Linked DNA regions of Homo sapiens: region 2 is linked to region 1. Evidence: read pairs that join two places in POLR2A ChIA-PET (ENCODE). Cell type or tissue: MCF 10A. All regions are shown on one strand. Links, peaks and the distances in the headings refer to the core of each region. The heading gives the core; the rest is flanking DNA.

The links. Peaks named below come from ENCODE experiments on the same cell type or tissue, not always from the same donor. Only the 100,000 strongest peaks of a DNase experiment are listed, where the experiment ranks them.
Region 2: POLR2A ChIA-PET joins it to region 1 with 20 read pairs; 24 of 35 experiments call an interaction of 5 or more read pairs at or near these places.

Annotation. Positions count from the first base shown.
Region 1 is chr18:51,027,455-51,032,756 of GRCh38, forward strand. It overlaps SMAD4 (SMAD family member 4), which reads left to right and starts at 2,759. Exons shown (of 12, transcript NM_005359.6): 1 at 2,759-3,169. It overlaps LOC107985152 (a long non-coding RNA gene), which reads right to left and starts at 2,640. Exons shown (of 4, transcript XR_007066370.1): 1 at 2,464-2,640. RefSeq lists enhancers at 609-708, 2,344-2,513, 2,370-2,988 and a silencer at 2,794-3,373. In MCF 10A, for the core only: no CTCF peak of the experiment used is centred there; DNase peaks (open chromatin) are centred at 2,707 and 3,237.
Region 2 is chr18:50,875,876-50,881,177 of GRCh38, forward strand. It overlaps ME2 (malic enzyme 2), which reads left to right and starts at 3,243. Exons shown (of 16, transcript NM_002396.5): 1 at 3,243-3,433. RefSeq lists an enhancer at 3,032-3,533 and a silencer at 3,072-3,631. In MCF 10A, for the core only: no CTCF peak of the experiment used is centred there; DNase peaks (open chromatin) are centred at 2,666 and 3,206.

The sequences.
Region 1 (5,302 bases), core at 557-4,556:
GAACTCTTCTTTCCTTTAAGGCAATTAGCCCATTGCCAAAAGGTTTTACTGTCTTAAAGCTGGAACTATCTGAGATCTAATTCCAAGGACTTTTCTACAGCTAAGTGAGATGCCTCACACCAGTATTAGGTGATTCTTCGTGAGGACAGAACAGAGCATTTTCATCTTGTGTTTAAAGCAATTTGTTGGCTTCGGCTCCTCACCACTTTCTATACCAGTCTCCCATTCACGTCCCTAGTAATGCCTATGCCAAAAAAAAAGAAAAAAAAGAAAAAGCTGACGGTGAAACCTACAGGTTTAAGGGCTTAAATCTCAACCTTTGTGTTAGGAGTAACAGGAGTGTGCTGAGAGGGCAAGCAATAAAACAAGTCATACCAAAAGGCCACATTGGTCTCTCCTAAGCCCCAATCCCACTCCACTCCTGTGGCCAGTAGTCCAAACAGAAAATAACTGGAGAAGACGAGGAGGTCAAGGATCAGGAAACTAAACGTTATGTGAATTCACCAGCAAGATGTACAGAACGCTTGCGTTTACATTGTTTTTATGGAACTAGCAGAATAAAACTGATCTATTTTAAAAATGAAAAAAAAAAAAAAACAAAAGAAAGAAAACACAGTTGCCACTACTTGAGAGGTGGAAGGAGGAGCAGTGTCCCAGGGCAAAGTTGGGTTTCCTTAAGTAAAAAGGTGAAGGGAACCTGAAGGGAAATTCTGAGAAGAGGTTGAGCTTACAGGGAATATCATTTGCATAAATAAATACATGGTGTGGTAGACTCTAAAGAGGCCCCATATGATTCCCACCTCCTGGTGTTCAAGCTTTTGTGTGTTTCCTTCCCCTTCAATGTAGGTGGCGCCTGTGATTTGCTTCTGGCCAGCAATGTATGGCAAAGGTGACAGAGTATGAGTGATACTGTGTATGTGATGATGTTACATAAGATTGAAACCAGTGTCTTGCTGAGACTCTTCCCGTTGCTGGCTTCGAAGAGGCAAGCTGCCATATTGTTAGCTTCCCTATGGAGAGCACCACATGGCAAGGAACAGAGGGGGTCTCCAGCCAACAGCCTGCAAAGGACTAAGGCCCTCAGTCCTGTAGCCTGCAAGGAACTGAATGGTGCCAACAACCACATGAACTTGGAAGCAGATCCTTTGTTCCAGCCTCACTTTGTAGAGGACCCAGCTAAGCCATGCCTGGAATCCTGACTCAGAGAATCTGTAAGATCATAAATGTTTGTTGTTTTAGGCTTCTATATTTGTGGTGAGATTGTTATACAGCAATAGGTAACTAATACAGACGGAATAGAAGAAGTTTAGTTATAACAATGTCTCAATTTCTTAAAAACTTCTTCTGAGGTATATTACCTAAGATTCACATATTGATCTGTTACCAAATCATGTTTTGTAATCTATCAGCTGACAGATCTTCCTTCAGTTTTGTTGACAGAAAAGATTTGAAAACTATCTGACTTGAAAAATAATTTAATATCCATTCACTAAGGTCATTTACTTTCTCAGCATAGATACCGATTTTTGAATTGTCCCTTTTGGATTGCTGGGGAGGTTCTGCATTGATCCCATGCACCTTAGTAGTGGGTGAGAATTTTGACTTTCTTCTGTAAGGTGGGAGGACAGTTTTGAAAGGGGATGCTGTGTCCTCAGCTCCTTTCTCAAGCTGGGCAAGTTTAGAAAATAGAATATATAGCAATGGAAGATGTGGAAATGAATTCCCTTAAAACTGGTCTCCATAAACCCCAGGGGTAAGAGAACACCAGTTTGGAGCTTTAGGGGCTTTCTGGTCAAAGAGGGAATGGCCCAGGCGGTGATGTGGAGGATAGAATGAAGCACTGAGTATGAGTGGCGAAGGCGTACGGTGGGTGTAGAGATTTTCTGGGCGACGTGACCTAAGAAATGACTTTAGAACTGGCTAATCATTGGTTTTGGAGGGACTAAAAGTAGTTCCTGGTTGGTGAAAATAAATCATTAATGCGTTTTAAATGAAAAAGAAATGCATGCGTCTTGTAAAAAATGTGAAATAAAAGAGGCATAAAGTCAAAAGCAGAGCCTATGCCTTCCCCCACCAAACAAACAGGTAACCTAGTTAACAGGTGTGTCGTAGGATTCGAAGTTCGCCTCCAGCTCCGAGAGTGCGCCTACATCTCTTCCAACAAAATCCACTCACACTTGCAACGCCTGGCAAGGCTCTTCAATATGTGATTCCTTGACTGTCCTGTGCGTCTCTCGAGTGTAAACACCTCTGGGGCTCGTGATTCGGGGCTGCCAGAAAGAGAAGGAAGGTGCCGCCAGCGTCTGTTTCTTCCCGAAGTGAACTCCTACAACCTAGCCACCTTCTCCCCAGAGCTGTCGACTGGCTGTTGAAGGCCAATTTTTGTGCCTACGCAGGTCCTCAACACAGAACAAAACAAAAAAACAACAAAGGCCGGGCTAATAGCTATTTATAAACACTTACTGGACGCCCACTCTACGCCGAGCTCTCCCGCGCTCCTTGGATACTTTTTTGCAACGAGATGCCAATTTCCCCGGCGACCACTCCCTCAAACAGGCCTTCGCCTCCGCCCGCGCTGAGGCCCAGGCCCAGGTCCAGATTCAGAGCCGCCCGCCGGCTGGCGCTGCCCTGTAGGCGCCTGCGCAGAGCGACCCTCCCCGTCACTCGGAGCGGGAGGCGGGGGCAGCCGGGAGAAAGGAAAGCTGCGGGGGAAAAGGGCCAAACCCTGAAATTACCCGGATGTGGTCCCCGCGCGCGCATGCTCAGTGGCTTCTCGACAAGTTGGCAGCAACAACACGGCCCTGGTCGTCGTCGCCGCTGCGGTAACGGAGCGGTTTGGGTGGCGGAGCCTGCGTTCGCGCCTTCCCGCTCTCCTCGGGAGGCCCTTCCTGCTCTCCCCTAGGCTCCGCGGCCGCCCAGGGGGTGGGAGCGGGTGAGGGGAGCCAGGCGCCCAGCGAGAGAGGCCCCCCGCCGCAGGGCGGCCCGGGAGCTCGAGGCGGTCCGGCCCGCGCGGGCAGCGGCGCGGCGCTGAGGAGGGGCGGCCTGGCCGGGACGCCTCGGGGCGGGGGCCGAGGAGCTCTCCGGGCCGCCGGGGAAAGCTACGGGCCCGGTGCGTCCGCGGACCAGCAGCGCGGGAGAGCGGACTCCCCTCGCCACCGCCCGAGCCCAGGTAACCGCGCCATGTCCCCTCCCCTTCCCCCGGCCGGGCCCGCGCACCCCGCCTGTGGCTTCCCCGCCCCGGGGCGGGCTCCCGACGACGGCGGCGGCGGCGGCGGCGGCTGGGAGCGCGCGGAATCCTCTGGGAGGGCGACCGCGGCGGCCTGACGAGCCGGGCCGGGCGGGCCGGCTGAATGCCGGGCGGCGGTGCCTCGCGTCCCTCGGGCCCCCAGCTCCGCTTGCAGCTCGTGGGAGAATCAAGTTAAACTCGGACGGGACTCCTGCCGCGGCCGCCGCTCCTCTTTGTTGTTCTCAGTAGTTTCACGGTCGCCCCGGCTGAGCGCGTTGGGTCGGCTGGAATGTGTTGCCTTAGGGTCTAAGTGAAAGTTGTAAATTGTTTGTCTAAATTTATTTTCTCCAGCCAATTTCTGTTTTGTCTTTGTCCCCTACTTTCTCTTCCTAGTCTTGTCATGCCAGTTTACGCTTCTGGCTTTGATATGTTTACTTTTTGAGTACTGAGAGTGACAGCGGTATGCAGGACACATTCTTAGCACCTAACTGAACCCCTCCTTGCCCCCAATAAAACATGCTTCCTAATAAAAGACACAGCTGATCTTACTGTTAGCACTGCATGTACTGACAGTGAAATTGGTGTAGGGTGGAGGGCGGTGGCTCCATCACTTGTCCCAAACTGCTGTTAGGATTTCTCAAACTAGATTTTCAAAGACACAAGTGTGTTTAGTTAACCTGAAAGGTTTATTTGCTGGTGCAGAGGCTTTAAAAAGCCCTGTTGAAGATTGATAGCTGTTTCCCTTCAAAAACCTAAGTACGTTTGTTTTTATTTAAAAAAACACATTTATTTCCCAATTAGTTTCTTAATGCATTTAGTTTTTGCACCGTAGTTTAAGGTGGAATTGCCAGTTATTTAGGAATAATAAACACAACAGGATAATAGCGGAATTACCCTGAATTGACTTTCTGCAAACATATAATCTTAGCTAATTTTTGTTAGTAACCTTTGACTTTTGCCAGAATTAGCATCCTTCTAGTCTTAGTAGCAGCTTGGTTACTCGGGTGTTTTAAGAAGTAGGTTCACTCCTTTTTGCTGGCAAAAACCATTTAGTATCAAAAAAAAAAAAATGCGTAATTTCGTAATTAGATTTAGAACAAGGCATTTGAATAATTTTTATGGTGGATTTCATAAATTACTTTTGCCATACCCTGCAGAGACTAGATAATATATATTTCAGTTGAAATCTAGGAAGTTCTAAAATGTAACTTTTTTTTAATGCTAAGGACTTACTCTCTCTATATTGGAAAGTTCTGATATGATTAGTACATAATATTCCAAACTGTAAAATGATTAACATTTAAAAATACGGTTTTTAAAATTAGTGTTTCTTCCATAATGCTGTCATGATTTTGTTTACTTAAATGGGTTTGTTACAGAACAAATGTAATAGAGATGGACCAAGCATTTGTAATTCGGAGTAGCTTTAGGTCTAAAGACGATGGTGAATTATGTAGGTTTAAGTTGTTGGAATTAAAACTAAAAGCTTCTTTTGATAAAAGTCGTTATAACATTTTGTGACTCTATTAATAGAAGTGGCTTTTTCTTTGCTTTCCAGGTTTTTGGGCGAGTTTTAAAGAAGTATTGCATCTTCGTTTTTTTTATTTTTGAAGTGGGAGTGTATGTTTCTGTTTAGGTCACTGCCTTCATTGTAAATCTTGAGTTTAGAAAAAACCAAACTGCAAATCTGTTTTTCAGACTTAATGAAAATTTGTGCCGAGAAAGTCACTTTGAAATATTTTGGAATAAGTTTTACATGAATGATTGATCTTTTATGATAGCTTTGCTGTTTGAAGCAATTCTCCCTCTACTAGGAAGCAGCAAATCTTACTTTTAAAAACCTCTGCTTCACTTTCTTAAGCTACATTTTAGTCGAGCGATTGTGTGTGAATTCTTTTTCTGTATTCCCCTTCAGTTTTTCTTTCTCCCCGCAAATTAAGGAGCGAGAATTAACCTAATTTATGCTGCCCAGTCACACTCCAGCTCTCCCACTTGGAAGCAGTTTTTTTCTGATTGAGCCAGTGTTATAGTAACATCATTAGACACTATTCTAATTGAGGTGTGAGTTACTGAGGC
Region 2 (5,302 bases), core at 731-4,730, 150 kb before region 1:
AATTAAGATATTTCCATTCTTTACATGTTTTTGCACTGTCTGCAAATCCAATGTATATCTCAACTTAAAATAGCCACATTGCAAGTACTCAATAGCCATATGTCACTATATTGTAAAGGAAAAGAAGCCTGTGACATTGTGATAGAATAGGAATGTATATTTGGTCTCTGCCCTGGTTCCTGAGAAAAAGCTTCTAAATCCCTTGGAATTTCCTGAGTGACAGGGGCATCTTTTGTTCTAATGAGGCAACTCTTGGTGGGCTCCTAGATAGCCTCAGGATGGGGGCTGGTTGCCAGGGGAACCAACCATGTGATTAGAGGATTGGAACTTTTAGCTCCATCCTCTGCCCCCTGACCTCCTGGGAAGGAAGAGGAGATAAGGGTTGAGTTGATCTCCAATGGTCAATGATGTAATCAATCACACCTATGTAAGGAAGCCTCCATAAAACTCCAGAAGGACAGGGTTCAAAGAGCTTCCTGATTGCTGAACACGTGAAGGCATATGGAGGGTGGTAAGCCAAGAGAGGGCATGGAAGCTCCACACCCCTTGCCACATACTGTGCCCCATGCATCTCTTCCATCTGGCTGTTCATCTGTGTCCTTTATGACATCCTTTGTAACGTACGTAAAGTGTTTCCTTGAGTTTTGTGAGCCATCCTAGCAAATTAATATAACCCAGTGACAGGGTAATGGCAACCTGGGACTTGTGACTGGCATCTGAAGTGGGGGACACTCTTGTGAGACTGAGCCCTCAACCTGTGCGATGCGACACTATCTCCTGGTAGATAGCATCAGAATTGAGTTAAATGATAGGACACCCACCAGGTCACAGCTGAAGAACTGGTTGTTGGTGAAGAGCAACCCACACACATTTTGGTGACTAAAGGTGAAGTATTGTGTTCTGTGGTGACTGTGTGTGCACAGTAGCAGAAAAAGTTAGTTCTGTTTTCTTTTTCTTTTCTTTTTTTTTTTGAGATGGAGTCTCCCTCTGTCGCCCAGGCTGGAGTGCAGTGGCGTGATCTCAGCTCACTGCAAGCTCCGCCTCCTGGGTTCACACCATTCTCCTTCCTCAGCCTCCCGAGAAGCTGGGACTACAGGCGGCCGCCACCAAGCCCGGCTAATTTTTTGTATTTTTAGTAGAGACGGGGTTTCACTGAGTTAGCCAGGATGGAATTCTGTTTTCATTAGGAAGCCTTTGACCAATCACTGTAAGTGGCTAAGGGGAAAGAAATTGTTGTCAGAGCAGACCAGAAAACAGCAGTTTCTACCTCCTTGACAGTAGCGGGTATTTAATAAGGAATAAATTGACTTCAATGTAAGCAAAATAAGTTCCCTCCATGATAGCTCTCTACAACTTTCAATCTGGGATTATTCGAATGTAGGACAAACTGTCCTTAAATTCTTTAAATTGACAAACAATTGTATATAATTATGGTCGGGCGCGGGTGACTCATGTCTGTAATCCCAGCACTTTGGGAGGCCGAAGCAAGCAGATCACTTGAGGCCAGAAATTCGAGACTAGCCTGGGAAACATGGTGAGAAACCCCGGCTCTACTAAAAACACAAAAATCAGCTAGGCATGGTGGCGGGTGCCTGTAATCCCAGCTACTTGGGAGGCTAAGTCAAAAGAATCGCTTGAACCTGCAAGGCGGAGGTTTCGGTGAGTCAAGATCACGCCACCGCACTCCAGCCTGGGCGACAGAGCAAGACTCCATCTCGAAAGAAAAAAAATGTATATACTTTAATGCAATGGGATACAATGTAATGTTTCAATACATTGTGGAATGATCAAATTAGGCTAATATATCCATCACCTTACATGCTTATTTCTTTTTGGTGAGAATATTTTAAATCTACTCTTTCAGCCATTGCGAAATATACATTATGAACTATAGTCACCATGCTGTGCGATATTTCTAAAACTTACTCCTGAAACTTTTTACCCTTTGACCAACATCTCCCCATTCCCCATCTACCCCCCAACACCCCCACAACTGTCTTTCAAAGACAAAAGAATTTCACCTCTACTAATGAAGCATTTATGTAGAAAGACACTGGTAATGTTTAGTTTCCTTCATCCAACCTGCTGCATCTTGTAAGTTCCTGGCAAGCAGAGTTACTTTAGGTCATTCATATTTATAACCTCTCCTTGCCTGCGGTGGTTATTATAGCAACCACACCTATGGATTATCACCTAACTGGAGTTTCCTCCTCACAGGCCCCACCCTTCAATGTTCAGAGAGGGGCGATTGCCCCAGATTTTATTTAATTGTCAGAGTTTAGGAGGGAGCAATTCACTCTTCCCTACTTCCACTCCATCTTCTCAATCCTACATTTCCATCACTTTTAATTTTATTCTGCCTTGCCTCTTTTTTTATATTTTACATCTTATTTTTGAAATTGTCATTACCATGCCTTGTTTTAAGAGTACACAAGCTCATTATAGTAAAGAGTTTTGGGTGATAACATTTTCTGAAATAAGGGTGAAGAAATATCCTCCCATGTCACAACCGTTGGGAGGGCGGGGGTAGGGATGTTGGAAGGCACGGTCCCTGCGGCTTTCAAGGACAAGACAATTAAGTGTTCCGGTGCTTTTCTGAGGCAGAACATTGAGCATCTATTTATGGTGACTGTGACAGTGGAGGTGATTGGTAAATTCACCGCAGGCCAATAACCTTGCCAGCAGCCATGAGGAGTGGCAAAGAATTCTGCAGAAGAGCAAGTCCTAAGCACACAAAACAGCTCGGAAAGTGAAAGCGTCGCTGAAGTGCGGAAGCCTCGCATTTCCTGGGTCCTCTTCTTCCTTCCTTTGCCGTCTCCTGCCCTCCCGTTCTCCCCCTTCCTCTGTGGCTCAGGCAGGACAGACCCCAACTCCCAGCTTCCCTGGCCTCCGCGGGTTCGGAGACTGGGACCCCCGGGCCAGGAGTGCTGGGGGGCGCGGTCGGCCAGCCCCGGCTTCCTTCATGGAGCGGCGGAGCTCCACCTCCTCCTCCGCACTGCACTTCTCACATCCTCAGCATCGCGTCCACGAGGCCGCCCGCCCCGCCTCAGAACCGTAACCTCCAGGAGCTGGGTTGAGGAAGGCGCGGAGGACAGGAACCCCAGCGCCGGCAGCTAAGCCTCCAGACGGAGCCCGCCCCTCCGGCCGGTTCCTGCCTCCAATTGGCCCGCGAGCCCGTCCGTCTCCACCGTGGGCCACGCCTTCCGGGCCCCGCGGCTGGCCGGCTCCTCGCGCCCTCCCCTCTCTCGGCCGCTCTTCGGGCCGCCTCTGCGTGTGGGGCCGCCCGCGCCAGTGTGAGCCTGAGCTGACGGCGGCTCCGGGAGGCTCGCAGAAGGGGAGGGCCGGGCGGCGCGGGAGCTGAGCATCGCCAGGGCGGGCGGCAGGGCGCGGCCTCTCCGCCGGGTGTACCACCTGTCGCGGCGCGAGACCTCTGGTAAGGCCCGGCGCGGTGGGGCCCGGGCGGGGGTCCGGGAGAGGAGCGGGCGCCGGCCTCCCCTGGCCCGGCCCCGAGAGCCCAGCGCTGCCGCGCCTCCGGCCTCCGCGCGTGCGGCCCCCGCCGTTCCCGGCCTGGCGGTGGGGGCTGGGGGAAGGGAAGCGGTCTGCGGAGTCCGGGCTGAGGGCGAGGGACCGGCTACATCGCGGCGACCCAGGTTCCAGCGGCCGCGGCTCTACCCGGCGCGCGATTTCCAGGTTCCTCCGCCGGCTGGTGCCTGGGCGCCCCGCTCTCGCCCGGGAGCGAGGCCCTGGGCCTCCAAACGCCAGCATCTCTTTCTCGCTCTTTCTGCACCCCTCCACAAAAGGACTTCTGTGGCTGGAAACCCTTTGGCAAGCCTATCTCCTTTATTCAGTCGGGCCGAGTTAACGGCAGGAGTTAGGCTGTGTGTGTGGCTCCTCCCTTTAAAAAAAGACTTGCTGCGGGCTGGAGAGTTCTGAGATTGGACCGATTCCGTCTATTATTAAATGCCATCTGTGGACCGGGATTGGCAGGTGTTTCTTTCACGCTGGCGATAACTATCTCTGCATGTGGTGTTACCTAGGTGGTCCTAGGTTTCGACTTTCTTTTTTGGTTCCAGAGATAATTCTAGAAAATTTACGTTGCTTGTGGTGAGAAGCGTGATCAAATTAACACGTGCTTTCTTACAAAACGTTTTATCATCTTCTGTCTGTGGATTTACCTTCCTGATGCTTGTGGCTATCACCTCTAAGCAAAGAGGTTAATAGCATTGCTATTTCTGTTAGTGTTGCAGTTGATAACGATAACAATAGTAGCATGTATTAATTGCTAGTGACAGGCAGAGCGCTAGTTTCTACACGGATTATCTCAAAATAACCCTTTGAGGTTGATACTGTTACTGCCTCCACTTTACAAACCAGGAAACTAAGGTTTAGGTAGGTTAAGTAACTTGCCTAAGACCACAGTTTTAACGTGACAAAGCCTAGATTCAAACTCAAGTGGTCTAACTTCATAGCTGCATCCTCCACCCCCACTCCCTTAAACGTGTATACTCCTTAAGCATTGCTCATGTTGTTAAGCTAATTGCGATGTTGTACCCATAATTTTGATTTTCAATTTACAAATACTCTGTAAATTAGATGAGAGAAACAGTTGTTTTTAAAAACATACATATAGGCCGTTCGCGGTGGCTCACGCATGTAATTCCAGCACTTCTGGGAGGCCGACGTGGGTGGATCACCTGAGGGCAGCTAATTTTTGTAATTTTAATAGAGACGGGGGCTTCGCCGTATTGGCCAGGCTGGTCTCGAACTCCTGACCTCAAGTGATCTACCCACCTTGACCTTCCAAAGTGCTGGGATTACAGGCGTTAGCGACCGCGCCTAGCTCCTAATATGACTTTTATCATGCATTAATAGGAAATGTTGGGCTATGCTTCTGTAGAAATATTCTCTTGAGAATAATATATTTATGCTTAGTAGCTATTTCTGAGAACTGCTTATGGGTGACACCCTTAGAGGGTGTTTATATGTTTTTGTCTTTTAATATATTTATGAAAACAAAATATTCATAAAGGAAAAAACCCATTTACCATTTGGGAACTTCTTTTGTAAAATTAAAAACTTACAGCTATGTATGTATAATCTGTATATTAAGTTAAAAACTCTAATTGATTTTGGTGAATTTCAGACAAACTAGACATATTTTATTCTCTTTAAGACGGAGTTTTGCTCTTGTTGCCCAGGCTGGAGTGCAGTGTTGCGATCTCCACTCACTGCAACTTCTGCCTTCCGCGTTCAAGCGCTTCTTCTGCCTCAGCCTTCTGAGTAGCTGGGACTACAGGCATGC